Linked DNA regions of Homo sapiens: regions 2, 3, 4 and 5 are each linked to region 1. The links are chromatin contacts, found by Hi-C or POLR2A ChIA-PET in ENCODE. All regions are on one chromosome and are shown on one strand. Each heading gives the region's core, a stretch centred on a gene start or an enhancer-like site at or near the end of the contact. The rest is flanking DNA. Distances are from core to core; before and after follow the strand shown.

Region 1 (2,991 bases), core at 224-2,723:
GAAAGTCCAGGGGGCTCTGTGGAGGTGAGACAGCCACAGGCTGAGCTTTCTGAGCCCTTGGGGTGAGTTTGGCTGTGATACCTGAGAGATGGGGGAACTAACAAGCGCCGGGTTGCAGTGTCGTCCCATGCAGAGGAGCGAGCAGAGTTCACCCAAAAGGCCAACGGCTGGCAGGGTGTCACGTTTCCCACCACACCCGGGGCTCAGCCTCTGCTGTCATTTCTCCTCCTTGGTTTTCATCTTCTAAGGGAAGAAATAGTGTCATCTTTTCTCAACCTGTCAGTCTCACACCTGCCTGGAGCCCCTGGCAGTGAGACACCCAGTGCTGTTTAATCTGATGTCATCTCTGTTGATTGTCTGTTTTAGAAACCAGGTAGCAAGAGGGACTTTCTGAGGATTAAAAAAAAAAAAGTAAATCCCCAAACTATTTCGGGGAGGTTTTTTTTTTTTTAACCTCCTGTTTTTTAGTTTCATTATTTCTTTTTCTCTTACATACACTCTTTTTTAATTAAGAAAAATTAATTTTTTAAATTAAAAAAGACCAAATGCACCCCTTGGGTTGAGGAGTTATGAGAGCAATGTTTAGGGTAAAGGTCAAAGGTGAGATGGATGTCACTGGGTCTTGGGCATGGGTACCCACCTGCTGGCAAACATAAGAGAGGCCATACGAGAGTGGGGAAAGAAGGGTTACTGAAAAATGCATATGAGCTTGTTTTCTCTAATGATGTTTATTTGTTGTCTATCAGGAGATTAGTCCTGAGAGACTGACACCAGAGCCACCTGACGAATGTGGGTGCTCAGAGCCTTGGACTCGATGACCTACCTCTCCTGCCTCCCACCTGACTCCTGAAGTAGGGGAGTGTATTAACAGTCACAGGCCTCAGTTTACCTGCTTTCAGCCTCTGCCCTTCCCGAGAGGGTTGAAGCTGACTTGCTGCATCGCAGTTTTGTCCTTTAGTTCATCAGCTCTGGAACTTTCCACTTCTGGTGTTTTTGGTTTCCAAACAGAGGATTGAGGACGTATGAGAGCAATGTTTAGAGTAAGGTCAAAGATGAGGTGGATCTAACTGGGCCTTGGGCATGGGCGCCTACCTGTCAGACTCTGTCCTTCTCAGACAGCTGCCCAGGCAGGAGCTGCCTCTTGGGACAGTGAGTGGGCCATCTCCATTGAGAGAGTAGGGGGACAAAGGGAAAAGGCAGGGACTGGGTCACTCCTGGGGATGCTGTTTGACATAGACCATGAGGGTCAGCCCCACTGGGCCTGGCTGACCTGGTAGATGGGTAGGTCTAGGGTATGAACATGGATATTAGTTGGCCAGGGTGTGAGAACTTGTGTGAAAGGGTCGGCCCCTGGGTGACTCAGTCTCCTAGCAAACTATAAAAGGGAAGTGACTCATTTCCAGCCCTGAACAAGAACTCCTAAGGCTAGGCCGCCAGCACCTGTCTGGGACGTGGTTAGTTATTAACGCTGCCAGTAAGAGTGTCATGGGAACCAAACGCAGGCCTAGATGCCTGGAGGCAACTTGGCTTTTCACAGCTTGCAACTGTCCACTCACCTTCCCTTGCTGTGGCTCCTCTCTGCCTGACCCCAAATGCAGAGGAGCCCCTTGAACTCTTAGTTGCTGGTGGCTCCCCAGGTGCCTCTTGAGGGTGCAAATTCCACAGGGGTTGGGGAAGGGGGAAAAAGAAATGGGTTGGTCAGGGGAAATCACAACTTTTTTTTCTTTTTTTGTCCTGTTTAGAAGATCAGGTTCAAGTTGCCAGCCAGACTCTGGGCTTCCAGGAGGAGTGGGCTGTGGATGGCCTGGCCTCATTTGCATGTCCCTCTCCTCCCGGCCCTGCAGGTGCCACCTCCTGAGTCCTGGTTCCTGCGGCTCCGTCGAATCTGCAGTGAAGGCCTTTGGGAAGCGTGGGTTATGTGGGTCCAGGGGTCCCATCCTCCCGTGGAGGCCCTTGACCTGAGGATCACTAACTCACACCCCACCGACTTCCGGCCCCCAACAAGGGCAGTGTTCCTCTTGCTCCATTCTGCTCTGAAGTCCCCCAAACCGCTTCCTGGGGCTGCTTAGTGAAATACAAGGCTCATCTCTGAGGACCTCTACAGGGCTGGTGAGTTGAGCCAGGAGTTCAAATCTGCTCTGCCTTCTCCTTTCTTTCTCCACGTCTGGAAAAGTACAGAATGGGCAGCTTCTCCTCTCAGATCCCAAAAGGCATGTTTTACTGCTCCTGGGGGAGGCTCAGCCTGGGCACAAGCTATGTCTACTCCTGCCAGGGCCCTGCCCCTCCACTTCCAAACTGTCAAGCAGGAGGAGGGAGGATGATTGAACAGAAAGACACAGGAGTTTTAGTGAGTCAGGCTCCCCAGTGTCCAAAAAGGGACCCAGGGCCCAGGGGGAAGAGACATCCCTGGTATTTGTTGCCACCTTTGTAAAACCCTCAAGTGCTGGCAGGCAGCACAGAGGGAGTGGCGATGCCACTTGCCTGCCTAGTCTATGGGAGGAATTGGGACATGTGCTCCCTGGGTGGCCCTGAGCAAGCCATCGAACTGCTCCCCCAGAGTTTTCCCCATCTGTAAAGTGGGAATAATAACAACACCTGTCCTGCTTACTTGACAGGGTTTATGTGAGGCCGGCTGAGATCACTGAGCATGTGACAGGGCTTTGGGAGTGGTTAAGGGCCACCCAGATCGGGGTTGAGGCACCGGGGTGCTTATGGTGATTAGCAGCAGAGCAAGGCCTGAGGTCTGTGCTCCCCAGGGAGGGTGGCTTTACAGGCACCCACCTGCGGCTTAAGAGCTTCTTGGGCCTCCCACGGCTGATAAATCACCACCGGGTGGGTGTGCTTTGTCTGGGCTCCAGCATGAGCAGACAGCCTGCCCTTGGCAGCTGCAGAGAGCAGCTCCTCTGCCTTCTCTCCCTTTCTTAGTGGGTTGGGCAGGCGCAAAAATAGATCCCAGAACCCCATCTCTTAGGTTTTGCCAAGGGACCCTCC
Region 2 (2,700 bases), core at 141-2,640, 740 kb before region 1:
GGATGGCGACCCGACATCAGGGGAGGTCCTAAATCCTACTCAGCTTCAGTTTCTCCTCTCCCCATCATGTTTCCCGCATTCACTTCCCACCCCCCGCCTCCCTCAGGGCCTGCAGAACCCGGCTTGGTCTCTGTGCGGCTAGAGCGAGAGCCCCCACTGGCAGGGTGACAAAAGCCCCTGAGGGCCACCGCGGCGCGTGAGCGCCTGGGAAAAGCCGGGGCGGTGCTGGCCTACGGGGTTGAGAAATGGAGGGGCGAGTGTCAGGACCGCGGAGCCGGTTGCTCCCGGCTGGCACAGAAAGTCCTCCTCCTGGCCATCCAACTCGCTGATCCTCAGAGCAAGGGTTTCCCAAAGAACTCTGTGCCATTTCCAGGAAGACGAGGCAAGAGCGGAGATTGTGGCGCCAGCACGCCCAGTATCGAAACGCACAGCAGGGGTGCCGGGTGTGGGGGGGGGGCGCTGAGGACAGAGACATCGGGGCGCAGAAGACAGTCGCTTGGGGGACTTGGCCAGCGGCTTTTGGGCACGGCCTATGCAGTGGTTTTTTCTCTCCAAACCTAGACAAACTGTCCTTTCTGTCCCGAGGTGGGGGACGGGGACGGATCCTAGATCGTTCAGCGTCTAGGGAGAGAAGCCCCTCTTTCTCCGCTCTGCGCCCGCCGCCTGCCTCTGGCAGGCTCGGATCTCCGGGTGCGCTCCCGCAGGAGCCCCAGCTGGCATCTCACGGCCTCGCTCCCCTCGCGCCAGGTCTCTTTTGTAGGGGGCTGGGAGAGAAGTTGTCACCCGTCGCAGCTACCTGAAATCTCGGGCTAAAGGGCACACGCCACGCACACGGGCATGAGGCTGCGAGGACACGTCCGTTCCAGCACACTCTACCCACAGCCCCCTTACTCAGGCAAGGGTACCCGTTGTCGTTCATTCCTACTACAATCACCCCAAAAGGCACAAGAGCGGAGAATCACGCACCGGGACCTAAGCTCAGGCACTCGGATGGGCACACCACCATCAGCGCAGATGCACACAGGTGCCCAAGTGCGCTTCTCGCTCCCTCCATCTCTCTTATCACACACACACACACACACACACACACACACACACACACACCCCTCACCTTTGCTTTTCCGCTGCAATCCGCTAGCTCCGGTCTCCGACACCCAGCGGCTGTCCCCGAGCCAGCTGGGCGCCGGGGCGCGCAGCAGCTTGGCTAGCGCCTGGCGCCGGACGTTTGGGGTTCCTGGCTCCTCGACCCTCTTGTGCCGGCTCCCGCTAGCCCCTCGCACGTAGAGAGCTCCCCTCGCCCGCAGACCCCCGGCGCCAAGCCTCAGACTGGGGCTCTGGGCGCTGGTGGTCTTGCGAGCGCGCGCGCATGGGTGGCTGCGCCGCTGGGACTGGCCCAGCCAGCCCGGGCCCCTCGGCACATTTCCCCACGCCCCCCTCCCGCTACGTCACAGCGGCTTCGCTCCGCCCCCCCAACCCCTCCTCCCGGGTCCTGCAGAAGGACAGGGGTGAGACCGGCTGAAACGCCTGCGGGTGGCCGCAGGCAGAGCTTACAGACAGCCGGGGAGCGGGGAGAGAGGGGACCCGCCTGCGGGGGCGTAAAAGGTTAAGCGTTTTCGGTCTCCTCAAGACTCATGGCAAGGACAAGCGCTATTTTCCCTCTGATTTCACAGAGTCGATTCCCTTCCACCCATATATTCTAGGCAGCTGGAGTGGCGGCCGGGGTGACCCAGACTTATACCGGGACCTCTGTGATTTCCTTAGCCAAACAAGTTAGCAAAGCTGTGTTTACCGTGGGCCAGCCCCGGGCGCAGGGCGCAGGGCCAGGCTAAGAGTAGGGAGAAAAAGGGCTCAGGGGATAGCGCTTCTCCATGCAGTTCCCAATGAGCGCAGGGAGTGTAAACCCGCACCTGGAGTCCAAGATTCAGTCCTAGGAGCCATCAGAGGGCCAGTGGACGTCGACTGGTCCCAGCTGTCCCTGCGTCCCACAGCTTGGAGGTGCAGCGGCCATACAGGTGGTCCCCTTGCTGTAGCCACGTCAGTCAGCACCTGCTGGTCTGACCCAGCACAGTCTCTCCTACATGCTGTGAGGGAGCAAAGGGGAGCAGGCAAGAAGTGGGAGTCGCATGGAGTTGCAGCTGTTTATTTTTGACTGTGATGATTCAGCCTCTTTTCCAATAGTTTAATAAGTCATAATCAATCCTGCAGCCTCCCCTTCCTCACCCTCCTCCAAGTACATAGGTATACACACACACACACACACACACACACACACACACCATCCTCAGTACAGTTTTAGAGGATGTGAAAACAGAAAGCAAACCCCAACTAGCTTTCTCTGTGAGCTGAGCTGCCTTGATTTGTCCATCCTATTATCTGATTTCCAATTCACCAGGGAAAAGTAAAAGTCCAGAAGCTGTGTGGCAGGTGGGGTGAGCCTTAGAGATAGATGAGTGACATGGAAAAGCAACCACCAGGTACAGCAGCAGCCAGCTCTCTCTTCTATCTGGGCCAAGCTGTATCTTGGGGTACCCACTGTGAGATGGGGATCAGGAGTTTCCATCTCTCTCTGAGACGTTGGTCATGATAGGGCTTAAATCTTGGCATCCTGGAGCTCAGGGTGAGATGGAAATTGAGCTGCAATTGCCTTAAGTTCCAGGAGTCAATCTGGGAGCCAGCATCTCTTTTAGACATGTGTATGCA
Region 3 (3,002 bases), core at 503-3,002, 810 kb before region 1:
TATCTATCCTGCACACAGCTGTATGTAAAAACCTAGCACTGAGCCTGGCATACAATATTTGTTCACTTAATTCTTTAGATATAAACGTTTAAATATTATTCAGTACTACAACTGATAATATCTTCTGACTACCAAAGAGATTAAAAAGGGTGACTGAAACCACTTACAAAATAGACACAATCTTCACCAATCCATTCAATAAAGCAACCAACCCACCTTATCCTGTACGAAGTCCTTCAAAACAAAACTGTTTTCTGCCAACAGATTACAGTAATCATTTTTACTTTGTTGTTGTTTGGTCTTTTTTTTTTTGAGATGGAGTCTTGCTCTATCACTCAGGCTGGAGTGCAGTGGCGCGATCTCGGCTCACAGCAACCTCAGCCTCCCAGGTTCAAACGGTTCTCCTGCCTCAGCCTCCCGCGTGGCTGGGATTACTGGGATTAAGGGCGTGCGCCACCACGCCCAGCTAATTTTAGTATTTTTAGTAGAGACGGGGTTTCACCATGTTGGCCAGGCTGGTCTTGAACTCCTGACCTCAGGTGATCCACCCGCCTCGGCCTCCCAAAGTGCTGGGACTACAGGCGTGAGCCACCGCGCCCAGCCTGCTGGGATTACAGGCGTGAGCCATCATTCTTTCTTTCTTTGGAGGTACACACTAACAGGATGAAAGCCACAGACTGTTTGTTTACAATAATACACACAAATGAAGCCAGTCCATGGACCTTCGGCTAACAACGTTAGGAAGGGCTTGACACCTGCTAGACGTTTCTGCCTCCACTCCACCTCACACTCAACCCTACTTGAAAGATCCCGGTACATTCCCACGATAACGTCTATACGTGGGTGTCTGTTTTCTTACCCGAGCTCCTCCAGGAGGATGCTAGTTTTGTGGGTGCTTCTCCCGGATCCCCATGCTTCCCCGATCACCGTTCCCGAGTGTGGCAGAATGAAACGTGAATGTCAGCCTGTGTAGGACACGATCAGACAGGTGACTTGGCAGCATGCACAGTGAGTAAACGCGGCACGATACTGAACCAAATAGAAACACAGGTTCCGGAAAGCAGAGAGTTAAGACCTCCCCAGCCTCCGGGCTCAAGGAGGACCTCAATAGTTCCACTAATCCTCACCCTCACCTCCGGCGCTCTCCAGCCGCCTTTCCCTCCTCCCGCTGCGTTACCAGCCTGCCCACCTCCCCGCACCCTTCCTTTCCCTGAAAGCTGTTCTGATTCTGCCAGCTGTTCTGATTCTGCGGAGTGGATGGGGTCGGCCCGGCAGCTCCTGGGTCAGGGACAGCCGTTCCCGCAGCCCCACCGAGGATTTCCTCCTGCGGTTCCAGGAAGACCCTCCGCCGGCCCCGGCACCCGATTCCCTACCCTCTCCGCTCAGGAGAGTCTCCCCCAGACTTAGAACGTGGGCCGCGGAAAACAAACCCGCCCTTGCAAGCTCCCCACAGAGCACCGTCCTCACCTCGGAAGACCTGAAAGCCCAGGCGGCCCCGGCGACAAGCCCCCCAGGGAAGCCCCCCAGGCCCCTGCCCAACCCCCGGCCAAGGAACCTCGTCAGGCCGTCTGCACCACTGCCGGATAGGTCCGCCTGTTTTAAAATATGTTACACGGATTCAACTCAAATACTTGTATGATATTATTATGACATAATTGAATTTATTTGAAACCTGGCTTGACTTTTATACCGTACCCTCCGTTGGCTGTGAACAGGCGAGCGCTTCTGCCACCCCAGGGGAGGTCCTTTCTCCCAGAAGCTCCTAGTCGCTCCTCCCGCTCCGAGCCCGCCTCTTCCCGTGGGCGGGGTTACCAGTCGGTGCGGTTGGGATGGTGCCACTGCGCAGCCGCGAGAGGGCGGTACCACGGCGGCAGCGACATGGGGGGGCGCGGAGCAGACGCCGGAAGTAGTGGTGGTACGGGTCCGACTGAGGGGTACTCGCCACCGGCTGCGTCCACCCGAGCGGCTGCGAGAGCCAAGGCCCGAGGGGGTGGGCGTGGCGGCCGCCGAAACACAACCCCCTCTGTTCCCTCTCTTCGCGGAGCGGCGCCGCGTAGCTTCCATCCGCCAGCTGCCATGAGCGAGCGCCTCCGTCCCAGGTGAGAGGGAAGGGACCCCCTTTCCATTCGTCGCCTGAGGATCTGGGAGATAGAGCCGAGGGGGCGCGCGAAATGGGGGTCGGAGCAAGAGTGGACCCGGCGGGGCTCCCTGTGGGGTGCACTGCGGGCCGGGGGAGGAGGGGAGAGGGATGCGCGAGTGATCGGATGCTTGGTTCCTGTGGGTAGCTGGAAGGTGACTCTCCGGGGTCCAGGTCTCCCGCCCCTCCATCTTTTTTCCCCCCTGTCTTTTCCTATTTGGAACGAAGTGTGATCGGTCCCGGAAGAGAGACGGTGGCCCTAAAGCTTTCCTGTCCTAAATTTAGGAGGGTGGGGGGATGGGATAAACGTCTCATCTTGGAGAGGGAGCCCCCAAAGGCTTTTGTGAGGGCACCGGGCGGGGAGCTGCCGGCTCCCCAAGGTCAGAAAGAAAGGTTGGGCTTAACCCCGCAGCAGGGAAAGATTCGGTTAGACCGAAGAACTTGTGCCCTGAACGGTTGTGAACACAGAAGGGCAGATGACCAAGGCGGGTTATGGATCTTCTCTTGACTGTGGCATTAAGAACAAGCTGGATTCTAAACTGTTTGGATTGCGGGGCCGTTTGACTCCGAAGGCGGGAGGAAAGATTTTATCGCGATGCACTCGCTACCTTCCCGAGGGAGCCTGGCCTCGGGACGCGGGTCTTAAATTAGGGGTTCTGTGCTTGACATGTACTACTAGAGTCCGGACTAAGTTGGGATTTCTTAATTTTTTTCTCTCTCTTAATTTCCTCTGCAAGAATGTGTGGAGGAGAAAGTTGGGAAAGGTTACCTCAGAATGCTCTTCCTGTTACGGTCTTTCCACAAGGATCCTTCTCTGAAATAATTATTTCATGTGATTGAAGTTCTCAAAAGTATTCTGAGTTTA
Region 4 (2,700 bases), core at 153-2,652, 860 kb before region 1:
CCCTGGACCTTGTAGATGAGGGACACTGGCCTGGCCCTCGGGTCTTCGGAGGACGTAGGGGGCTGGCATGGGTGCCGACTGGCTGCCTGACTTCATCATGCTCCCTGCACTTAGGCTGCGTGGGACAAGGGCTGTGTTGTCACAGCAGGAATAGGTTTTCCTCTGTTGGCCTCCCTTTCCTCCACCCTGGCCTCAAATGGATGCCAGATGCCAACCCCAGTTCTGGCCACGTACAGCCAGCGGGTCAGCCCAGAGGCAGCCTCAGCTCCAGGGCTAAGGACTCTCGGCTCCCATTTTCTCTGCTGGCGTTTCTGCTGTGCCCAGCAGTGGCTGCTGGGGAAGCAGCTGCAGCAGGAGGGAGACGGTCTTGCCTCTCAGCCCCTCCCTGCCCCACCCCAGCTCCTGCCCTGGAAATCTGGAGCCCCTTGGAGCTGAGCTGGACGGGGGGCCAGCTGCGAGCATGTGCACTAAACGCAGCCCTTTCCAGGGGAAGAGAACAGGATGGAGAATGGAAGGAAAGCCCCCCAGGCTTCGTGAATTGCAAGAAGGGACCCTTCCAGGATGACACTAGGAACAGGGCTAGGGCACTCGCTCAGTCCCTAGGGGCTTGTTTGTTCTTTATTATTGTGTTTAAATCCTTATAGAGCAATATCAGGATGGTGTTAATAGGTCTGCCTCAGAATGAGAATCAATCCTTTTAGAAAACCTTTATACTAAGCCTCCTCTTCAAAATTCACAGTGGCGATTAGCGGACTGGAGTCTGGTGGCGATTAGCGGACTGGAGTCTGGGGACATCCGTGGCAAAGACACCAGCTCAACTTTAGTGCTTCCCAACTTTATTTAGAATGACATGGGGTGGGTGTCTGGTGTGTGTGTTTTCCCTACGCACCTCCCATAGCTATTAACAACTGAGGAAGGCCAGTGCAGAATATTTTTGGAGAACGATTTTTTTTTTAAATAATATATCATTCCTATGGGGGGAAAGCCTTTTTTTTCTTTTTGGCTGAGTTATTCCCTCCCTCCCCTCAATACCCTCAGTACTGACTACTTCCCTTTCTTTTCTCAGGCCTCCCCCCACCGACTTTTGAGGCCAGGGTTGGCCAGATTTAGCAAAACCAAAACAGAGTGCTGAGTTAAACGCAAATTTCAGGTAAACAAAAGATAATTTTCTAGCATTAATATGCCCCACGCAATATTTGGAACACTTATGTGAAAAATGATTTGTTTTTCTGAAATTCACGTTTCTCTCTGAGTCCTGTAACTGTCCCCGAGGGGATTGAGCAGAAGCTCGGGTATGAGCCCTGAGGTTGACTGCCGGTTATTTTTCTGTCCTGGGAACAGCCTGACCCACCTCCCTGTCTCCATGTAGCCAGTGAGGGGAGGGGGAGACACAGAACCAACCACAGCCAGGGGCGTCCCCATGGCGACTGTGGCCCGGCCCCTCCTCTCTTGCCTGACTCTCCTCTCTTGCCTGACTCTAGACACTAACTTAGTTCCAGGTTCGGTGCCCTGTTGGTGCTCCTGTTTCCAATAGCTTAGGTCCCATGGTGGGGGAGGAACCTCAGGGGCTATGCAGCCCCCGCCAGCTGCCCTCGAATCCCGTCCAGGCCAATTCCAGATTCTAAACTGATTTTTTTCATGATATTGTCAAAACAGTGAGGAAACATTAAAAAAAAAGCCCTAAAGCACGCCTGGTGTCTGTCTCTGCTTTTTGGGAGGGCTATTTCAGGATGGGGGTGGGGTCTGGACCCAGGTCCTAGAGCTGTCCAGGGGGGCCTGAGGTGGCTTCTGTCTCTCTGTCCGTGAGGACCCGCCCTTCCTGCGATGCTGTCTGCCTGGGCAGGCCCCTTCAGAGTCTGGGGACTCAGGTGTCCCTAACTGCCATCTCTTGGAAGCCCTTGGCACTTGGTCGCTTAGCTGTTCTGTGCCTCCCTCTCCTGCTCTGTAAAATGGGTATCCTGCCACTCTTAGAGGGTTGAGGCACAGAAACAGTGACATGGGCTTTTTGTGGGGGAGGGGGTTGGTTTTTTGTTTTTTTTTGTTTTTTTTTTTTGTTGTTGTTGTTTTGTTTTTTTTGAGATGGAGTCTCACTCTGTCGCCCAGGTTGGAGTGCAGGGGTGTGATCTCAGCTCACTGCAACCTCCGCTTCCTAGGTGCAAGCGATTCTCCTGCCTCAGCCTCCCAACTAGCTAGGATTACAGGCGTGCGCCACTACACCCAGCTAATTTTTGTATTTTTAGTAGATACTGGGTTTCACCATGTTGGCCAGGTTGGTCTCCAACTCCTGACCTCAAGTGATCCGCCCACCTTGGCTTCCCAAAATGCTGGGATTACAGGTGTGAGCCACCGTGCCGGTCGACATGGGCTTTTTATACAGTTGTGATTAGGATGAGAGTGACTGTGTTCTCCCCAGCCCCCTGGTGTCCTGGTGCACGGAACTGTCACCACCAGAAAGTGGCTGGCCCTGAAGGCAGTTTCTGCATGATGCTGGGAGCGGGGCTACCACCTCCTCTTTCCCCTTTTACCGTTAAGCCTGGAAAATCAGCTTACAAGTGGCAGGTCCTCAGTTCAACCTCACTTCTCAGGGAGATAGAAGCTCCACATCCCCATTTTCCAGATGGAGAAAGATGATCAGATAAGCCTCGAGGCCGCCTTCTCTAATGCCCAGAATTCATTCAAAACTCCTGCCCTTCTCACCCC
Region 5 (2,700 bases), core at 5-2,504, 1.0 Mb after region 1:
TGAACCCAAGGCTAACACTTGACTGACTAGAATAAGATATTGAATTGATGTGAGCAGAGATTTTGCTTCACCAATGCATCCTTGACTCTTAAAGTTTATTACAGAATATGTCTCCAAAACATTCATAGACCCTTAAGTTTTAAAGATGAAAACAAGAACTCAATGATTAGGGACCATTAAATCAAAAGAAAAATAGAGCATTTATATAGAAGACAACAGTTTATTTAAAATGTAAGGTACTTTGTATCCACCTAAAAGAACAAGGAAGCATTATACAACTTCACCCTTTTGCATTTAAGGATGACTGTAACCAGAAGTTCATTCATGTCACCCTCTTACATCAGATGGAAACCAATCTTTAGCTAAATTAGTACTCATTTCTCCATAATTCTCTATTTAATTTTGTTTTCCAAAAGACTATTGAGCATTATACTAATGAATAGACTTCCAAAAGTGCTCAGTCCAAATGAGATAAACATTATTGTGATCTCTTAAATTGAATTCAATGAAATTGAAATATTGACAATCACTGTATCTGAGAGTCAGATATGAAATTATCCCCTAAGTCACTTATCTCTTGATTACAACCTTCTGGACTTAGGTTTTCTCTGTCTCAGTCAGAATGTAAGAGAGAAATCGTTACTGCATTTGATTCGCTAGATTAATCTAGGAATAGCAGCTGACCTCCCTCAAATCCATCATAAAGCACTGGCAAACAATAGTGTGTTTCTCAGGTGGGGATTGATGCCAACTCCCTGCCCTTTATTTCTCTTAAGAGTAGTGAAAACTTTTAGGTTTTAGGTTTTGAATTGCCTATGAAAAGGGCATTGGAAATGTAAACATAAACGTTTTTGCAGAAGCCCAGTTGGTCCAGGAAGCCTTTAATTTGCTGACACTGACACTAGCCTATTGGTGGCTGAACCTGCAGAAAGTAGATATTATCCTTTAAAATGTCATGGTGCAGACTGGCTGACAGTTTTTTGTCAGTCAATCCAATCACCTAAATCACTTCTTTGTATCTGATCCTGGGAAAAAAAAATAGTAGTAAGCGAATTACAGAGGATGTGGTTATTGTGAGATAATCAACCCCCTGGGGAGATCAGACACACCTGTGTTACTCTATCTTATGCCTGGGAGAGTGACTAAGGCAGAAAAATTGCACCCTATTTCCTTTACCCCATCACATGTTAATACAGCATTAACCACTAGCCTTTAAATACATCTCCTGATAAAATCAGCGCATATTGCAGACATGACTGTCGTCCACAAGGAGAAGTGGCAAATCACACAGGAAGCTGTAGACTGTTCTTATTTCTCCAGCAAGGATTCACAGATAAAAAGTGATTGCAAAAGCAGTGTCTGCTGAGAATGAAGGCCATAGCTGGGTCCTCTGGGATTTACCCTGCAAGTTGCACCTGCCCCAGCCGGGACAGGCCACCTTAGGGACAGAATCTTCCTCTTCTCAGTCACTGGGTTAGTGCATATAAAATCACTCTGCATGACAGGAAAGACAAGAGTTCTCTTTATTTCCTTTGGGTCCAAACCTGTTTTGCCTAGGAGCCTTCGGTCATGAACAACTTTTCTGCCAGGTGAAATGGAGTGTTTACAGACATGGGAAAAAAATTTAAAACAAGAAATTTTTATATCCCTTTTCTACACTATATGCATTTCATTGCCCCCGACTTCTCAGGCTATATGCTAGAAATCTCACATATGAAGGAAAACTAGTTAAAACAAAACCAATCCCGCCCATCTTGATTTCAATGTGGAAAAAATCTTTCCACGTGGGTTAGTTATAAAATAGAAGTTAAAGAGCCGCACCAAGTGAACCTTATGTGCGCAGAGGATTTGGGGGATTCCCGCTCATTCCCTTATTCCTATGGAGAAGGCAGCATTTTACATATCTGCTTTCGTTGCCAGCCAAAGTGAGTTTGCCACTGAGGTGGTCTGTGCTTTATGTGCAATAACTGATCCTTGGATGTATGCTTAAGTCTGAAATAGATTTCCACAAAATTGCAAAACAGTTAATGCAATAGAATGTAAGGAAATGAGTATCCTTTCATGGATTATGAAATTTCGTGGTGATTTTAAAATCATTTTGATGTCCATCCTGGCTGAAGGTAGAGGTTAAAATGCACAAAAGTTGCAGGTGGACTTTATAATGCAAATATCATCTGGGAGATGAGTGAGAACGTCTTAGAAGATGATTCCTGAGGAGTTAAGTCAAAAGACATTTGAGAGAGGATTCCTGGAGGGAAAAGAGCAAATTGTTCTTTTAGTTAATGCACTAATTTTCCCCTCAAAATGGTGTGTGAGTGCTGTGATTTCCCTCATATCATCTCCAGTAATAAGTATTACTAGACCTTTTATTTTATTTTTCAGTCTAAGAAGTGTGAAGTGATATCTTGTGCTATTTTGTATCTTTCTAATTATTAGAGTATGTGAGCATTTTCTGTGTTTTTTTTTTTTTTTTTTTTTTTTTTTTTGAGGTGGAGTCTTGCTCTGTCACCCAGGCTGGAGTGCAGTGGCGCGGTCTCAGCTCACTGCAAGCTCCGCCTTCCAGGTTCACGCCATTCTCCTGTCTCAGCCTCCCCGGTAGCTGGGACTACAGGCGCCTGCTACCACGCCCGGCTAATTTTTTGTATTTTTAGTAGAGACAGGGTTTCACCATGTTAGCCAGGATGGTCTCGATCTCCTGAC

The links. A loop is a pair of places that touch in the nucleus more often than their neighbours do. ChIA-PET counts read pairs that join two places held with the same protein, here RNA polymerase II (POLR2A). Pooled maps may share reads with other maps.
Region 2: a loop to region 1 is called in a map with no recorded cell type, with 10 times the contacts of the local background. The contact joins the promoter of SSTR2 here to the enhancer-like site in region 1. A Hi-C loop is called at or near these places in 9 of 37 single-sample maps with no recorded cell type and 5 of 50 pooled maps.
Region 3: a loop to region 1 is called in a map with no recorded cell type, with 10 times the contacts of the local background. The contact joins the promoter of MTNAP1 here to the enhancer-like site in region 1. A Hi-C loop is called at or near these places in 8 of 37 single-sample maps with no recorded cell type and 5 of 50 pooled maps.
Region 4: a pooled map shows a loop between it and region 1 (4-fold over the local background). The contact joins two enhancer-like sites. A Hi-C loop is called at or near these places in 4 of 37 single-sample maps with no recorded cell type and 4 of 50 pooled maps.
Region 5: a map of PC-9 shows a loop between it and region 1 (24-fold over the local background). The contact joins two enhancer-like sites. A Hi-C loop is called at or near these places in 1 of 168 maps with a recorded cell type or tissue (PC-9) and 2 of 50 pooled maps. POLR2A ChIA-PET finds 5 or more read pairs at or near these places in 1 of 52 experiments (AG04450).

Annotation. Positions count from the first base shown.
Region 1 is chr17:72,419,818-72,422,808 of GRCh38, reverse strand. It overlaps LINC00673 (long intergenic non-protein coding RNA 673), which reads left to right. Exons shown (of 4, transcript NR_152516.1): 3 at 1,743-2,109. Among named protein-coding and RNA genes, the nearest start is that of LINC02003, 79 kb to the right of the region's middle. RefSeq lists enhancers at 10-419, 1,033-1,162, 1,213-1,272, 663-1,862. Within about 2 kb of position 1,473, at least 15 of the 41 ENCODE cell types and tissues checked have a DNase peak (open chromatin) inside an H3K27ac peak, as active enhancers do; they include PC-9, where a contact is called at or near this core.
Region 2 is chr17:73,163,700-73,166,399 of GRCh38, reverse strand. SSTR2 (somatostatin receptor 2) reads right to left here and starts at 1,390. Exons shown (of 2, transcript NM_001050.3): 1 at 1,112-1,390. RefSeq lists a silencer at 1,136-1,475 and an enhancer at 2,016-2,265.
Region 3 is chr17:73,231,183-73,234,184 of GRCh38, reverse strand. It overlaps MTNAP1 (mitochondrial nucleoid associated protein 1), which reads right to left and starts at 1,752. Exons shown (of 6, transcript NM_001351264.2): 1 at 1,696-1,752; 2 at 860-965. It overlaps VCF1 (VCP nuclear cofactor family member 1), which reads left to right and starts at 1,791. Exons shown (of 4, transcript NM_001098832.2): 1 at 1,791-2,099. The coding sequence starts at 1,879. RefSeq lists an enhancer at 2,298-3,002.
Region 4 is chr17:73,282,612-73,285,311 of GRCh38, reverse strand. CDC42EP4 (CDC42 effector protein 4) reads left to right here. Exons shown (of 2, transcript NM_012121.5): 2 at 1-1,688. Among named protein-coding and RNA genes, the nearest start is that of CPSF4L, 22 kb to the right of the region's middle. RefSeq lists an enhancer at 9-565. Within about 2 kb of position 1,402, at least 10 of the 41 ENCODE cell types and tissues checked have a DNase peak (open chromatin) inside an H3K27ac peak, as active enhancers do.
Region 5 is chr17:71,422,790-71,425,489 of GRCh38, reverse strand. No RefSeq gene overlaps it. Among named protein-coding and RNA genes, the nearest start is that of CASC17, 220 kb to the right of the region's middle. Within about 2 kb of position 1,254, at least 5 of the 41 ENCODE cell types and tissues checked have a DNase peak (open chromatin) inside an H3K27ac peak, as active enhancers do; they include PC-9, where a contact is called at or near this core.